Linked DNA regions of Homo sapiens: region 2 is linked to region 1. The links are chromatin loops, found by intact Hi-C in ENCODE. Cell type or tissue: heart left ventricle. All regions are shown on one strand. Links, peaks and the distances in the headings refer to the core of each region. The heading gives the core; the rest is flanking DNA. Region 1 has its middle 54 kb from the start of LINC03065. Region 2 overlaps TCF12 (transcription factor 12).

What was found. Peaks named below come from ENCODE experiments on the same cell type or tissue, not always from the same donor. Only the 100,000 strongest peaks of a DNase experiment are listed, where the experiment ranks them.
Region 2: a loop joins it to region 1, with 2.3 times the contacts of the local background. A loop is called at or near these places in 5 of 110 quality-filtered maps.

The regions. Positions count from the first base shown.
Region 1 is chr15:56,828,275-56,837,528 of GRCh38, reverse strand. No RefSeq gene overlaps it. Among named protein-coding and RNA genes, the nearest start is that of LINC03065, 54 kb to the left of the region's middle. In heart left ventricle, for the core only: no CTCF peak of the experiment used is centred there; a DNase peak (open chromatin) is centred at 5,143; H3K27ac peaks cover 825 bases.
Region 2 is chr15:56,984,859-56,992,858 of GRCh38, reverse strand. The region is part of intron 3 of TCF12 (transcription factor 12); the gene reads right to left. Among named protein-coding and RNA genes, the nearest start is that of TCF12, 70 kb to the right of the region's middle. In heart left ventricle, for the core only: a CTCF peak has its summit at 3,074; no DNase peak of the experiment used is centred there; H3K27ac peaks cover 250 bases.

The DNA of each region.
Region 1 (9,254 bases), core at 690-8,689:
ATTATGAAATTCCAGTGAGGGACTGAGGAAAATGAGACAGCTTCAAGGAATTTCTTGTAACAGAATCCACTCCAAAGACCTAGCTACAGTGCCTTTTAAAGGAAAGAATGGCTCTGAATAAATAGAGGCTTGACAGTGACTGAAAATGTAAATTTAATGGTTCCTTTCTCTGTGCTCTCAAGCATTTTGTTCATAATTACACTTTTTAGAGTTTAAATTTAATTTATAATTTGAAGTGTTAATCAACCACAGTAACTTCCTGGAGATCATGTCTGGCCTTGCAAAGAAAGTTAAGACTACATTGATCAATGATGGGGAAACTAACTCTTTATTTTTCCATTGAAAAAGTTTTTTGCTTTAAAAACATCAAAGCAATAGTAAAGCATCTCAATGCCTGAAATACCAGAAAATCCGGGACCGTATGATTTGCTGAACAGCTTAGCCTGGAACACTGGGAAAGCGACTTTTATGGAGCCATGTGCACCCGCTAGACTCCACTGTGTCCAGCTCTTGGCTGTGCCTCTATGGAGGAGGAAGAAGCCTCCAGTAGCAGGCAAAGTGCTCGCCTTGCCAACTTTCACACCATTTATCAATTTACACTTCTGCTTCCCACTAGAATCTGAGCTCCTGGAGGATAGGGGAATTTCCTAATTCATCTTTTTTCCCTAGAGCCTGTAACAGCAAAGTGCATATAACAACTTCCTAAAATATGCTTATAGGATAAATGAATGAGGTAAATCTATGGTCCAGTGTTGCAAATAATTAAGTGAAGAGTATAGAATAATCTCCAAACATTTTTAAGGTATGGGCAATAACAGTTCTTTTCAGTTATACTAACATGGAAAGAAATGGCATCTGGCATCTTTCAAAATTAAGGATATATATATATATATATATATATATATATATATATATATGTATGTATGTATATTCCTGAATACATCTATGAGCATATGTTGTTTTGATTATTTCCACATATCTCTTGCCAGGCAAACTTTTCTTTATTTTGTTATTCTCCTGATTAAGGATCCATGATGATTTCTAGGTGCATGATGTATTGGTTTGGAGCCTTAGGACAATCTAATAAAAAACAGAGTTTTCAATTAAGTCCAAGATTTCATCAGCATTGTGTAATGGAAATTACATAGAACTATATTATGTGGGCATAATTATTACTCAGTTCTTACCTGAATGCTAAGCAAAAACAAAAAAGAAAAAGAAGAAAAAATGTATTTGAGTAACTGGGAAGTTCGGGAGATTGCATCTGGCTGTAGGCACAGCTGTTCCAAAGACTCAAACCATGTTCCCAGGACTTTGTTTCTCTCTTTCTTTCTCAGGTTCACTTATTTCTTCTTGACTTCAGTCTTCAGTTAGGATTTATCCTCTACAAAGGCAAGATGGCTAGCCTCCAAATGCCTCAGGCTCACATCCTTCAAAGTAATCTCCGAAGTAGAGAAAATCTTCCCAATTAACTCCAGAGGAAAAGTCCGGGGGAGGACTCTGCTTGGCCTAAACTATGTCTTTATTTGCTAAATCTGGATTGCATGCCCTGGCCTTGTGTCCTAGGGAAAGTAGAGTCCCATGCTGGCCATTTCCTTTCAGGGAGTGCAGTTCTCCAAAGGAAAATGTGTGGCTGTTACTGGAAGGGAAGTAGAGACAGATAAAAGCAGGTTTAACAGTCTACTACACCAGAGCTGAGATGTAGCTGGGATGTGCAGGTCCAGTGAGCCAGCTGGCATCCTTCCAGATTATTCAGGAGTCCATTCTGAATGGCTGGTGTCTATGCTGTACCATTGTTAACTCTTCAGAATATCATTCCTGCATGACAGTATCTCACTACTTATGAGTTACAAATAACATATGTAATGCAATATGAGCACTGCGGAATGCATAAAAAGTACATTTATCTTTATAGAACAAAATTTACCCTTTGCACTTAAAACATTTGTTGTTGAAGAAGCAGGGTATTTTTCAGAGTCTGATCAGAGGTAGAGGAGGGAAAGAGAATTGGTGAAACCCAGTGCCCTTTGCTTCTCATTAAGAAAAAATAACACACACGTGCACATACATGCACACACACACATATATGAAGTATTTATATCATATTATCACTCGCCCCAATATTTAAAAGTGATCTTTCTGATAATAAGACCAAATAATCCCCTCAGTAGTGAGCTTAGGTAAACTAGCACCAAAGCAAAGCTAAGTCCCAAGTCCCTAAGATGCCCTTCAAAAGCAGTCATCCATTTAATTTGATCTATTAAACAAACTTAGCAGTTGGGATGCCCACACAGTGAGAAAGCCTGCTTAGAGATAAAATTTTGGCTTTAATTGGAATCTTCTGTCCTTTATTAGACAACCATAAGCTTCCAATTATATACACCGTCTTTGTTTCAAATATGAAATTTTGGATTTATAAAAACTTAAAAATTTTTATTCTTAGCAACAGATTTAAGAATAAAAATGAGCTTCTGTCATGAACAAATATTATGAGGGTTTTTCTTCTTTCTTTCTTCCTTTTTTTGGCCACACCCCAAGCAGTTATTAGGAACTGACTAAACACCCACTGTGTATCCAGAACTGTGTTAGCTACTTGGAACTATTAAAAAGCAGTTGGAAAAATGATTCCTGTCCTTGAAGAATTTAGGTAATATGTCTCAGGAGTAAAAATTAGTGTACCCAGAACAATCAGGTAACAAATAAACAGTTGCTTTGCTGTCTCCACTAATAATGTAATGACTTCCCCTCCATTTCAGTCTGTTGAAATTTTACCCATTCTTCAGGATCTGTCTCCAGAACTGTCCTTTCTATAGCTTCATTGATTTCTTGAATATAAGGTCGGGCCCATATTCCTGTGAACAAACCACCCAAACATTTGATTTAAATTGTCCCTCTTCAGATGTCTTTGGCTCTTTATCATCTACAGGCCGCAGTTCAGTCCTGACCACCTCTCTTGTCTTTTCCCCACCAGCTCTTCTAGGTACCTACTGTTTTGAAGGCAAACCAAATCCTAGTACCAAACTCAAACCTAGTTTGGTACAGAACCTGGTAGCCAAACCAAAGTTGATAAATGCTGTGCGTTTCCACATCCAGTCTTTTCTTCCTGGAATAACCCTTTCCTTCCCTTTCCCCCAACTTAGTCCCTGATGAAGTTCCACTCATCTACTAACTGATCTCAGACCTCACTCTCTCCATGAGATCTTCTCCCTTTCCATCTACTAGACCAGAATGTCTCTATATTTCCTGTACCTATTTTTATGATTCTGGGTGGTAATGATATTTTTTCATGTTTGCATTCCCCTTCTAGCCTCTGTACCTTGAGGGTGGCACCCATGCCTGACTTATTTGGGAGTCCTGAGTGCCTTGTAGAGTGCCTGACACACAGCAGGTCCTCCATAAAATTTTATTAAAATGAGTTAAATTAAATAGGAGTCCAGAGAAGACTTGAGGTAGCCAAAGGTCCTCACTGAGCCTTGGGTTTTATATCAATTGAAAGTTGAAAAGGGGAAAACAGGAGCAACACCCCAGAGATGGGCACGAGCCTAGCAAAAGCTGGGGACTATGAATGGACACATCTGGCTTGAGTGGAGCCTGTAGAATAGGGAGTGTTGGGAAATAAGGTCAGAAAGGCTAGGCAGGGCCATGGAAGACTTCGTCAAAAGCAGAGGAGGTGAAACCTGATATAATAGCTAGTGCAATTTAAGAAAAGAAAAACTTAGAAATATCTGTACACAAAATAAGCCTTATCCCTTCTATAATACCTCTACTTTGGAATTTATTATTTTGTTACTATTAGTATATCACTGTTCCAAAGGGCCTTCCATCAGTGAAGCATAACAGTGTGGGGTTTTGAAGTGGAGTGTGATGCATGGGCGTTGGAAGCCCTGGAGTTGAATTTCCACTCTGGCACTAATTTGTGACCTGCTATGGTGAAATTGTTTTGAGTCGCTTATCCTCGGTGTTCTCATCTGTGAAATGAAGGCATGAAGGTGCATGACATGATTCATGAGTTCCCTTTGATCTCTAGTACTCAACATATGGAAGGATAATGAATTCTTAGCCAACTTATTAATCTACCCTTGTTCTTCTTTTTCTTTCTGTTTTTTTTGAGATGGAGTCTTGCTCTGTCACTCAGGCTGGAGTGCAGTGGCGCGATTTTGGCTCACTGCAACCTCTGCCTCCCGGGTTCAAGTGATTCTCCTGTCTCAGCCTCCTGAGTAGCTGGGACTACAGGCACATGCCACCACGCCCAGCTAATTTGTATGTTTTTTTTAGTAGAGACGGGGTTTCACCATATCGGCCAGTCTGGTCTCGAACTCCTGACCTCGTAATCCGCCTGCCTCAGCCTCCCAAAGTACTTGGATTACAGGTGTGAGCTACCGCACCCGACCTGTTCCTGGTTTTTTTTGCTTGCTTGTTTACCAGTTTTCTGGTGTCAGAGTTGCTTTATTAAACTGGTCTCTGACAGTCCCACAGTATGTTCTGCTGAGATCAGCCTCTGAAGCTTAACCATCTTGTGAGATCTGGAAAGCCCTCCTCAACCTCCACTCCTTCAAATCCCAGCCCCAGCCAACATCTTTCTTAAAGTTTTCCTGACCTCTGCATGTCTTTGCTATTTCCTCCCACTTTTAGGGTTTAAAGACAGTTTTTCTTTAGTTATCACTTGCTTCATATTGGCTTTTCTCTCTCCAATTAGTTTGTAAACATCTTAAAATAAGTAACTGTTAAGTGCAGTATTTGCTTATCTCCCCCACATCACCACAAAGCTAGGCACAAAATAAACATCTAAGGAGGTTTTTGAATATTGAACTGAATGATGTACAAGGGATATTAATAAAAATAGAAAAACTAAACCGTCAAAAAGGATAATCTATAGGGATTGGAATGGAAATAATTGTAGCATATCAATAATTTTATACATGGTATTTTGTACCCAGCAAAAGACTGTTTTAAGACAGAGTGATCTGTGAAGTTTCTGGTCTGTGGGCTTGTCTTGAATTAAAGAGTGGGTGGTACTAGGGCTTAGAGATATTCCAGCCAACTCGAGGAAAAGAGAAACAGAGAACTGTTTACTGAGTGACTTTGCTGTTGGACATGTCCCAGCTGCAGCTTGGGAACATCGGGCAGAGTTACCACCCCGCTGCCACAACCTCTGCCAACTTGGATAAAAAGCAGTGAAGTTGACCTGTCTTTTGGCTCTGGAACAAGGCGAGGGAGCGCACCAGCAGGCATGGGAAGGAAGAAGTTGTGAAATGAAAGACATGAAAAAGAGATGACTCTGATCTTCTTTCCCCTCACTACCCTGAGTCTCTCTCCTGCCTCCTTGATACCTGTAAACTGGTATAAAGCAGAATTCTATACCTTACACCAAGTGGGGCCTGGGGCCCTTGGAGTCCAGCTTGGGATAACAAGAAAGCAGTGAGAGTCAGTTGTTTTGTTCCCTAAAGCGGTTCTAGGTTTGAAAAGGTTTGAAATTAATCCTCTAGGAAGGTAATTAGCTTTCAAACAACATAACACTTCAAAAAAATCAATGCAAAATATAAGACAAAAGGTCGCTGTTTAAAGTAGTTGAGTTCTAGATCTGACAGTATTGTGGCTCTCTTGGTTGTAAATTAGCTCACGGAGATAAAATGTCTGAGTTTAGGACTTCAGATCCTGCCTTTGCTGTCAGATTGCCTCAAGCTGTCTCTGGTAGGAAAGTCTAGAAACATGGATTCATTATATACCCCCCCACTTTCTGACATGCTCCAAATCTGTTAGTGTCTGTAACAGAGCTCTGCATTGCATTGATTTGTCTTACTGTGTGAGGAAATTATGGGAATAACTCCCATGTGTCAGCAACCATTTAGTCAGCACACAGTTCCTTACCAGGGAAAATGGCAAGATTTATTAGGGAAAGTATCTGTCATCCCATATAAATAGATGCACAGTTAAAGCATATGTAGCAGGCAGGGTGTATGTTTCTGTGTGACTGATCATAAGGAACTTATTATCAGGAACGCTGTAGAAAAATCAGTCATTTGGGAAGGTGGCAAGCATAAGGGTACACTTATACTTCATGCAAAATGTCCCTCAAAATTGTAATTTTGGCTTTAAGTGCATTGTTGCGGTAGGAATCATTTTTATTAAAAATATATTTTTGCTTTAATTTTTTTACTATTGAGAAAATATATGCAAGTGATAAAACAGGCAAATAATAGAAAAAGGATGTAAAGGTCTTTTTCCTCTGCTTATGCCAGTCTCCTGTGTCCCTCTCCCTCAGAGGCCATCACTGTTGCCAATTTATTTTGTGTCATTAGGAAGTCTGCACAAACAAGCTCATCCTCTTCTTCAGCATTACACACATGGTAGTCCACACCCCACACTCTTCTGAAGTAGTTCTGGAAATCATTTCTTATTAGTCTGCAGTATGATCCAGGCTTATTGTTTTTCATAGATTTAACCAATGTTGACATCTTGCCTGACTTTAGAGTTTTTTGCTTGTTTGTTTTAACATTACAGATACATTTTAACCATAGCACCCACTGCCCAATTCCATTGCTCTCTGCCCAGAGATAATCACTATCCTGAAATTAGCATGTATCCTTCCTTCCTGGTTCTTACATATTTTGCACATACATAGTTGATATTTCATTGTGTGACTTTGGCACCATTTATTGATCCACCATTCTTTTTTTTCCCTTTTTCTTTCTTTTTTTTTTTTTTTTTGGAGACAAGGTCTCATTCTGTCACCCAGGCTGCAGTGCAGTGTTGTGATCTCAGGTCCCTGCAGCCTCAATCTCCCCAGGCTCAGGTAATCCTCCCACCTCAGCCTTCTGAGTAGCTGAGACTACAGGCATGAGCCACCATGCCGGGCTAATTTTTGTATTTTTTGTGGAGGCAAAGTTTTACCATGTTGCCCAGGCCAGTCTTGAACTCTGGGGCTCAAGAGGTCCGCCTGCCCACATTGGTCTCCCAAGGTGCTGGGATAAAGGTATGAGCCACTGAGCCCTGTCCACAATTATATTTTTGAACATTTAGGTTGGTTCCAATGTTTTGCTATTAAAAACGGTGCTACAAAAAACAATGTATTTCATTTCTCCTTGGGCATATGCGTGAGAATTTTTTAGGATACATACCCACAGGCAGAATTGCTAGGTCATAGGTTAGCATGTGCTCATCAACTTTGTTTGATATTGCAACATTGTCCTCCAATGTGATTTTCTACAATACACATTCACACCAGCCATATTTACAAGTTCTTTTTTTCTTTTTCTTCCACATCCTTACCAACACTTGGGCTTCTCAGACTTCTAAATTTTGCCCTTCTGATGGATGTGAAATAGTACTTCATTGTGGTTTTAATTTGCATTTATTACTGAAGTTGAGTATCTTTTATGTTTTTTGGCTGTTTAGTTTCCTTCTAACAATTAACTGTTGATATCATCGACAAATTTTCTACTGTATTGCTTGCTTTTTTCTTATTCATTTATAGAGATTTAAAAATACTCTTGATGCTAATACCCAGTAATATATACTATAATTAACTTCTCCAATGGCTTGCATTTTCACTGTGTCTGGCGTCTTTTGTTTCATAGAATTTTAATATTTAAATGTATTCAAATGATCACTGTTATCATTTATGCTTTTGTTATTTTATTTAAGAAAACTGAAAATGTAATGAAGACATTCTCCTGTATTTACTTTGTAATTTTAAGATTCCCCCTGTCACCCTACCATACATTTAAGGTTTTTAGCCCATGTAGGATGTATTTTGTTGTGGTATGAAATGGGGATGTAAATTCCTTTTCCCTGTACATAGCCAGTTGTCTTAGGACCACTTAGCTAATGTTTGCCACTCCCTGCTGATATGTAAGAGACTTCTGTTCCATATCAATTTTCCATGTATGTATTTGTCAGTATCTATACCCTTTATTCCATTCTTTTGGCCTATTTTTACTTTTTAATTTTTGAGACAGAGTCTCGCTTTGTTACCCAAGCTGGAGTGCAGTGGCATGATCTCAGCTCACTGCAACCTCTGCCTCCCGAGTTCAAGCAATTCTCATACCTCAGCCTCCAGAGTAGCTGGAATCACAGGCATGCACCACCACACCCACCTAATTTTTGTATTTTTAGTAGAGACGGGGTTTTACCATGTTGGCCAGGCTGGTCTCTAACTTCTAACCTCAAGTGATCCTCCCACCTCGGCCTCTCAAAGTGCTGGGATTACAGGTGTAAGCCACCACGCCAGGCCCTTTCAGCCTATTTTTATATTCCTGTCCCCAAAGCCGCACTTCTTAAAAGAATTATAACCTTGTATAATTAGCCTGGTAGGGCAAATCACCTCTCCTTAGTTTTCTTTTTTGAACATTTCTGTGCTAGTTGAGTGTCTAATCTTCCACACCAACTTTTGGGTTAGATTGTTAAATTCCATGAAGCCTTGTTGGGATTCTGGTTGGAATTACAATGATTCATAGATTCATTATAAATTCACAGGGTGATCTGCCAGATTGACACAATTATCTTTCCATCCCTCAGTGTCTCATCATTTATCCAGTGCATATTTTATGTCGTGTTTTATAATTTTGCCTAAATAGGTCTTGCAGATATTTCTGCCTAGATATCTATTCTAAATGGGAGAGCACACACACACACACACACACACACACACACACACAAATTTTTTCTCCTCTCACACCATATCCTGAACATGTATTCAGAATGCTGAATTTTCCTGTTTGAATTGTTTGTCTACACACTCTCCTGCATTTTTAATGTAAATTATCAGATAGTTTATAAATAAGAACAATTTTTCCCCTTCTTTCTAATTCTTATTCTTTTAAAGAGTATTGGCACTGGCTAGGACTTTTAATATTAATATAATGGTTAAGAGAAGCTGTAATAACAGACACTCTTGACTTGCTCCTGACTCTAAAGAGAATGCTTCTAACGTTTGACCACTAAGCATCAGGTTTTCTGTGGGTTTTTGGTAACTTTATACTTGGGAGAGATTGCTGATCCCTCCCTCTCACATTGGTTCTCCCTTTTTGCCTCTGTATAATCTCTATTTTATTTGGAGACATCAGTGTCAAGAAAATTGCCTGCATTTCAATGCCACCTTCCAGTGGGTGAGGGCATATAACATAGTTCCTGCCATTGGGATGTAAGTAGAAGTGATATATGCAAATTCCAGTAGTACCCCTAAAGTGGAAACATAATCACTCCTCCCTTTTCTCCTTCCTGCCACCTAGAATGCAGATGTAATGACTGGAATT
Region 2 (8,000 bases), core at 1-8,000, 160 kb before region 1:
AAATATCCTTATAAAAAGATAATCGGTAATTTAAAATAAGACAATAGTCCTAAGCATTCTTCTATTCACCAAAATTGCACTAATTCACATGGTAACTAACTCATGAAAAGATAGCCGTAACACTATTAATAAAATCCAATCATGTTTTGGCTAAACAGCTTTTATGACTACAGATGATCACTGCAAGGTCCTCAAAATTTTGTAGTGCACTATCAGAAAAGAAGAACTCTACTTCCTCACTCTTTAGCCTTTATAAAATTCACAATGGCATAATGTATAGCACATCACTAGGTATTTGTGTCTGTGATCCATTTACAGGTGATTAGGTAAGAATCACCATTCAACAAAATGTTATGTGACTTTCAATAGTAGACTCAAATTAAAATTATTCAGGACATGTTTTATTTCAGAAGAATGACCCTTAATCTCTTTCAAACCCTGGCTGCTACGTGAGAAACAAAAGCTGTAAAATTTAGTTTTAACAACAACAACAAAAAATTAAAAGCAGAAAGAATGTGGCAATAAAACTTAATTAAAGGAGACTGGATTTAGAAGCAAGGCTTAAATTTTTATTTATTTATTTACTGTGAGACAGGGTCTCACTCTGTCACCCAGGCTAGACTACAGTGTAATGATCACAGCTTACTGCAGCCTCAACCTCCTGGGCTCACATCATCCTCCCACCTCAGCCTCCTGAGTAAGTGGGACCAGAAGCATACATCACCATGCCCAACTAGGTTTTTTTTTTTTCTTTTTGGCTTTTTTTTAGTAGAGACACGATCTCACTGTATTGCCAAGATTGATCTGGAACTGCTGGTCTCAAGTGATCCTCCCACCTCAGCCTCCTAAAGTACTAGGGTACAGGCATGAGCTACTGTGCCTGGCATAGGAGATCAATTTTTAAGGAAATCTAAAGAATCATATGACAATAGTGTTTATCTCCATAATAAACTTAAAAGTTGTTTTAACCAACTTACTTTTTCTATACCCTGATGGTTAAAAGACAGTTAACCCTTGTACAATGTATTAATCAATGATGATAATTATTTCCCTAAATAAAAAAAAGGGCACTATAATTGAGATTTAACTTTGTAGTTCTGACAGAAGAGTATTTGGAAGGAATTAAGGTACACAAAAAATGAGTAACTCATCTGAATTTAGTTTAAAAATGTTAAATGTTTTGCCATGAAAACTTATTAACCCTAAATGTCTTTTAAATCTTTAGACCATCTTCATTCAAGCAGTAGGTATAGCTCTAAATTCACAGACTAAAAAGGACATTTTCCATAGTGCATATTGATAAGATCATATTTCCTCCAAACTTTATATAAATAGGTCCAAACTTTACTGTCAAACAATTAGATTTTCTGAACTGAGTAAATTAAAACCTTATATTGTAGAAATTAGAATTATATGGAAGATAACATAAGGTCACAAGTTCAGCCCTTTCAATGCAAATTCAATATTCCACTTTTTCCTATGTCTCTAACTGGTCAACCATTTTATCTTGTCCAATGTGGGACACTAGTCATTAGATGGAAACGGAAGACTGGTGAGGAAAGAGAAAAGAGGAGGAAAAGTAAAGAAATCAGGAGAGAATTGGATGCATAAATCAGTGCAAATCCTTCACGGTTAGTGAAAATCAACTGAATATGTGAGATGGTGGGTTGGGAATATCATCTTTCATTACATGACACATTTACGTAAGGCGAGCTTGGGAGACTAAAGCAAACCCCTGAGATTTGTTAACAAATCTGAAGACTGGCCAGGCACAGTGGCTCGCGTCTGTAATGTCAGCACTTTGGGAGGCTGAGGTGGGAGGACTGATTAAGCCCAGGAGTTTGACAGCAGCCTGGGCAACATGGTGAGACCCCATCTCTACAAAAAAATTTAAGGATTAGCCAAGTGCAGTGGTGCACATCTGTGGCCCCAGCTACTGTGGAGGCTGAGGTAGGAGCATTGCTTGAGCCTGGAAGGTAGAGGCTCCAGTGAGCCATGATTATGCCACTTCACTCTCCAGCCTAGGTGATAGAGCAAAACCCTGTCTCAAAAAAAAAAAGAAAAAGAAAAAAATTCTGAAGAGTTATAAAGAAATTTTAACGTAGGTGTTCTGGTCAAAGCTGCTAAAGTTTTTAAAGCTCAGCAGTATTTCAGAATCATAACCCAAGAACACATTGGGCTATCAAGCTACAAGTTCTGCAGTAAGTATGCTACAGGCCAACAGATATGTAGAGTAGTGTTAATAACAAATCTGCAATAGAATTTACCCCCCAAACCTGTAGATCCAATATTTTTTTAATTGCTGATTAGAAGGGCAAAGAAAAATAGAAACACCACATCCCTCTAAATGTTCCTGTAAAATATAAGCACCACGAAGAAAAACCACCTTATGATGGAGCTTTCTTTGAAGAAAGCTTTGGCATACATTTATCCTATAACTACAAGTCTATAAGTTTCTAAATCTGTCCTAGAAAAGGGGCCAAAACACTCTGAATTTTGTATCGTCTTGTTAGGGATACAGTTTTGAAGTAACAACATTAAATCTTATTTTGCTCTACTGATGCTGCCTAAAACACATTTTCTTTCACACACACACACACACGCACACGCACACACAGACACACACACACGATAAAGATTAACTGGAAAAGCTTTTCACATTAAGTTGAAAATGGTATAATATTTACCAAAAAAAAAAAAAAAAAAAGACAAGACTATGCCTAAAAATAAATGGTGTCACTGTAATACCGAAACTACCGAAGTTTTTGCCTGCTGAATACATTTTAAGGTATTAATACAATTTTTATCCTAAAACAAGAAAAAGTAAGACATTTCATTTTTAACTACTTTATTTTTTGTCTTTTAATCTTCATTTGTTTACACAGACATATAATCTAATAAACTCTATTGTTTAAGTCCGTCTCTGAAGTTAGAAAAACAGCCAGGTCAAGGAAAACTAGGTTTGGGAGAGCAACCTTGACATTTCAAGGCCAAACACTTTAGGCAGGTCCAACACCTCCTACACAGTATCCTCATCTCCTAATATCACACCCAAATGTAACAGTTTCCTGTTTCCTGAAGAGGGTGCATCAAGTTCACTTTAAAGGTCAGTTAATACTTCTACTAGGGAGACAAAAAGTACTATACTTTACTAAGTCAAGGTCAGCCCACCCTCTAGAAACCAGCAAACTGATTCCTACAGCAATAAGACTAGAATTACAATCTGTGTCCTTGGGTTTTAACACACGCTGTCTCAGTGCCTTTGAGGCAATAATGTCAAGAAAGATTTAGAAAGACAGACACACACACACTGTAAAATATAAACACAATATAAGCAAACAAACTTCTAAAGCAAAGGTTTGCAAACTATAGCCAGGATTTCTAAATCCACCCAGCTGCCTGGTTTTTTTGTTTTGTTTGTTTTGTTTTAAGTCCTGCAAGGAGAGAATGCTGCAGACAGAATCTGTAGGAGAACACAGTTTTTCCTTTAGAGAAGAGTTCAGCAAACTTTTTCTTAAAATGCCAGATACGAAAATATCTTAGGCTTTGCAGGTCAAGAGGAAAAATGAGGATATAATGTAGGGTCTCATAACCATTTAAACTATAACCATTTAAAATGCAAACACCATTCTCTGCTTGCAGGACTTAAAATATTTTTTCTAATGTTAAAATCTAATACATTACAGAAGCAGTATGATCCTAATTTAAATGTTGGTATAAATATGCATAATATGTAATATATGCAGAGAAAAAAGCTAGGAAATCAACATCAAAATGTCAATAAATAGTCATCTCTTGGAAAATGTTATTTTTAAAATCTTTATTTTTTATATACTTTGCAAAGTAAATTGTCATTGCTATAACCAGTAAACAGTTTAAACACGATTATAGTATACTTTTAAAAGAAAATATAGACCAAAAATATCAATTACTTAAATTTAGCTATTGAGTTATATGATACAGCTTCAGTAACACTGTGGTATTCACCATTACCTATACATCACACTGTTAAGAATTAAGATGGTATTTTTACATCTTTTACCATCCATAAATAAGAAAAGGCCCTTTGTTTTGAACATGGGAAGTCAGAGTTGCTGATCTGGACTTTCAAGGTCACTACTCTGGAATTAATTTCAGACACATAATACACTTTAAAGTTCAATTCAAATACTAATTGTCTACTACATTCACATTAGCTTCAATGTTTCTTTCAAAACACAGTGCAAAAACTGTGACCAAAATCCTAAATATGCACACTCTTTGTGCTCTTTATAACTATAGCAACTAACATTTTAAGTCATATTGGACAGTACAATTTCTTGTTGACAGTCACTAAACAGTTCAAACAAAAATACAGTCATGTACCACATAATGACATTTGGGTCAACAACAGACTACATATATGACAGGTCCCATAAGATTACAACAACATTTTTATTGTACTTTTTCTATGTTTAGATACACATTGTTACAAATGTCTGCAGTATTCTGTATACTAAGATGAGTAACATGCTGTACAGGTTTGTAGCCTAGGAGCAACAGGCTATACCACATAGTCTAGTGTATAGTAGGCTATATACCCCCTAGGTTTATGTAAGTACAATCTATGAAGTTCATATGACCAAATCACCTAATAACTAATTGCTTACAACTTATCCCTGTCAAGTGACACATGACTATATTTTTACTGACAGAAAATAAAATGTTACTATCTTTTAAAATGGTATTTCTGCTAAAAGGTACAATTAAACAATTTTGAATCGTATTTTAATGTTCTTGTTTAATAATCACTGCCTATATGTTTTAGCTGTTATTTTTAAGCACATTAACTTTATAAGCATAAGACCACATACTAATACAAGTGATATATGAAATATCACATGACCAGTTTAACTTGGTAAATAGGTTTACACTGAATGATTAGAAAGCATTTTCAAAGTTTCATCTTTACTGTGTTCTGAAGCAAAAATGAGTCTTTCCTATATGGTTTATTTCCTGAGTTTATCTTGAAAATGCACATAACTTTTACTTCTGGATGATGTTAAAATCCAAATTTAATTCTGCCAAACCACGAATTTAAATTAGAATACCACACATCAGTCTACAGATGACAGCTTTTCTTTCCAAGTGCCAGTCACATTTCTGTTCCTTTTATAGTACAATGTTAATTGGTAAACAATTTAATCTCATTAAAATGTAAAAATAACTTTTTAAAGTAAAAATTATTGAACCTGACATGCACCAAAACTGTAAAGCAGTGAAGATTCCATAGTTACCTAACAATGACTAGTCTTAAATGCAAATAAAATAGCAGCAACAAGAAATTTTCTCCTCTCCCTGTTTTCCTCATGACACAGGCAGACACTCAAAGCTTAAACATTTATTCTGAGGACACAAACCACGCTCCTCAGATTCTGTTAGTAACATTTAAAAGTAACTAATTAGGCCAGGCACGGTGGCTCAAGCCTGTAATCCCTGCACTTTGGGAGGCCAAGGCAGGTGGATCACCTGAGGTCAGAAGTTCGAAACCAGCCTGGCCAACATGATGAAACCCTCTCTTTACTAAAAATACAAAAAATTAGCCGGGCGTGGTGGCGGGCACCTGTAATCCCAGCTACTCAGAAGGGGCTGAGGCAGGAGAATCGCTTGAACCCAGGAGGTGGAGGTTGCAGTGAGCCCAGATTGCGCCACTGAACTCCAGGCCTGGGCAACAAGAGCGAAACTCTTGTCTCAGGGTGGAAAAAAAAAAAGCAACTAATTAAGCTCACTAAATATTGCATTACTGCATGTTGCAAGTAGATATCAAAATTCAAGTATTGGCGTTATCCTCAAAAACTTATTTATTAATTAGTAATATTATAGACCAAGATTCTTTTATTATCAAAAACAGCCAAAGATCTTCAATAAATCAATAAACGAGTTCCTTAACAGAAAACACTATAGAAAACTTTGAAGATTTTTTGTTTCATCCCAAACAAGTACATCCTGCTATGTATTACATGTAACTAATTTTGTCAGAATTATACTTAATTCACCTATTTTATAGGTTAACAACACATCTTACAAATCTAACGAGACAATTTTGTCATTCATTTTGGGCTAGGGTTTTCTTTTTTAAAAAATGCAGACAAGTATTTAGTAAATTGTGTTTAAAAGATACTGTGTATATAAGGATATACATAAGGATACATAAAGTAACTTCTGTTGTGAACAGCCTCTTTTTAAAACTTTAATTTTACTCCAAAAGATATGCAGGAATGTAATACATTATAAAACTTCTGGAAGATTTCTATTTCTGGTTTCTGCCATAATAAATAGTAGGGGTTTAAGCTGAGCTGCTTTTTTGACTTAAAAGATTTTTACACAGTCAGCTACTTACAACAGGACATACTGTAATACCAAAATGGAAACTACTTAATCAACATTTCCTCAAGAAAACACAGATCATACATAAAAGCCTATAAGTGTAAAGTTTTATTTCAAAAAGTAGCATTTACATTTTATTTATCAACAGAAGCTCAAATTTTTTCTCTGGTTTTGTCACCATATTCAGTTAATTTTGGTCAACATTGATAACATACACACCAAAAACCAGAAACGTAAGCAGCAATATAAGGTAATTTATTTATAATGTTAAACAAAAGCATACTTTCTGTAACCAACACAGACTGCTGGTTACAGAATAATTATGATCCTGTTCTCATGCTATGTCTTTTTAAAACTGTTTCTTTAAAGGATTTAAGCCATTCAGAAAACCCAACAGTTTGTGAATCACCCAATACAAAAAATTTCTTATTTCAAGTTTCAAATTGTAGTCATCTATAGCATTACAAAAGAACTGACAAAAGATCAAAAACTGCTGGGTGATCTCAAAATATCCCTCTTCCCTTTCTGTCCACTCCTCAAAACACAGTTTAAATTGATAAAAATTAAAACCTCTTAACTGAAATTCCTTCAGCCTCACAGTTGGTCCTGTTGGTTTTACTACGTATAACTTCTATCATCTAAGAAAATTTGCAGGAAATAAATTTTTAGTCACTGAGTTCTTCATTTAAATAGGAAAAACAATTACTCAGAATTAAACACGTTATTGTAATAGGCTTCATGAGCTTTGGTGTCCTAAAAAGAATCATTAAAACTAGATTTCATTAGGTAGGTACTATGGGGTAAATAATGATATACTCTAAGGACCAGCTTTTCTTCACTAAATGCTATCTGTTCTGTAACCTTAATTTACATGGCTCAAATTTATTCATACATTTTTATAAAGACAGGAACTACGGTTATAAGCACACTTATTTTGCTCTTTGGTATGAAAAAGTAGAGTTTGATAATGCCAATTTGCTACCATCTACGTATCTGGATAAATTAACCAGCTAAGTCAAAATAAGCCATGGTATACATATGAAGATTGGTAGGCCCGAGGGAAGTAACTAATTTAGTAGCCAAAATTAGTTTGGCTTCTGACTCACAATTTTAGTAGTCAAAATTAGTTTGGCTTCTGACTCACAATTTAAAATAATCCTTTGCAATATTCTTCATTTAATTGCCTCATTCTTTGTACTTCCTCTTCACAATGTCTAGGCTCACTTCCTAAGAGTTTTCTTGCAGAAATCAGCATTTATTGACCTCTCAAAGAACACACACTTGCTGTTGTCAGCAAAGAACACGGGATTGGAGAAAAAGCATTGTAGAAGCACTGGAAGGAAATAAAAGTGTATCTTCTCATGAAATAATGTTTGTTCAGATCTGGGACCTCAAAGAAATACTGAACATTTTGATATATAAAAAGAAATTATGTGCATTCCAACCCAAGAGTTCATTTCCTCTGACTGATTCAGGGCCTGACTTTTAGTTGCTATAATTGAGTAGAAAGATAATTTCTACCACATTTACTGGTACTTAGATGGTTAAGCAACATTACAGCCTCAGTATTTTTCACGGTGTCTTAGCACAATCTTACAAAGGTTCTTAACAAACAAAAGTACAAGCCTCTTGAG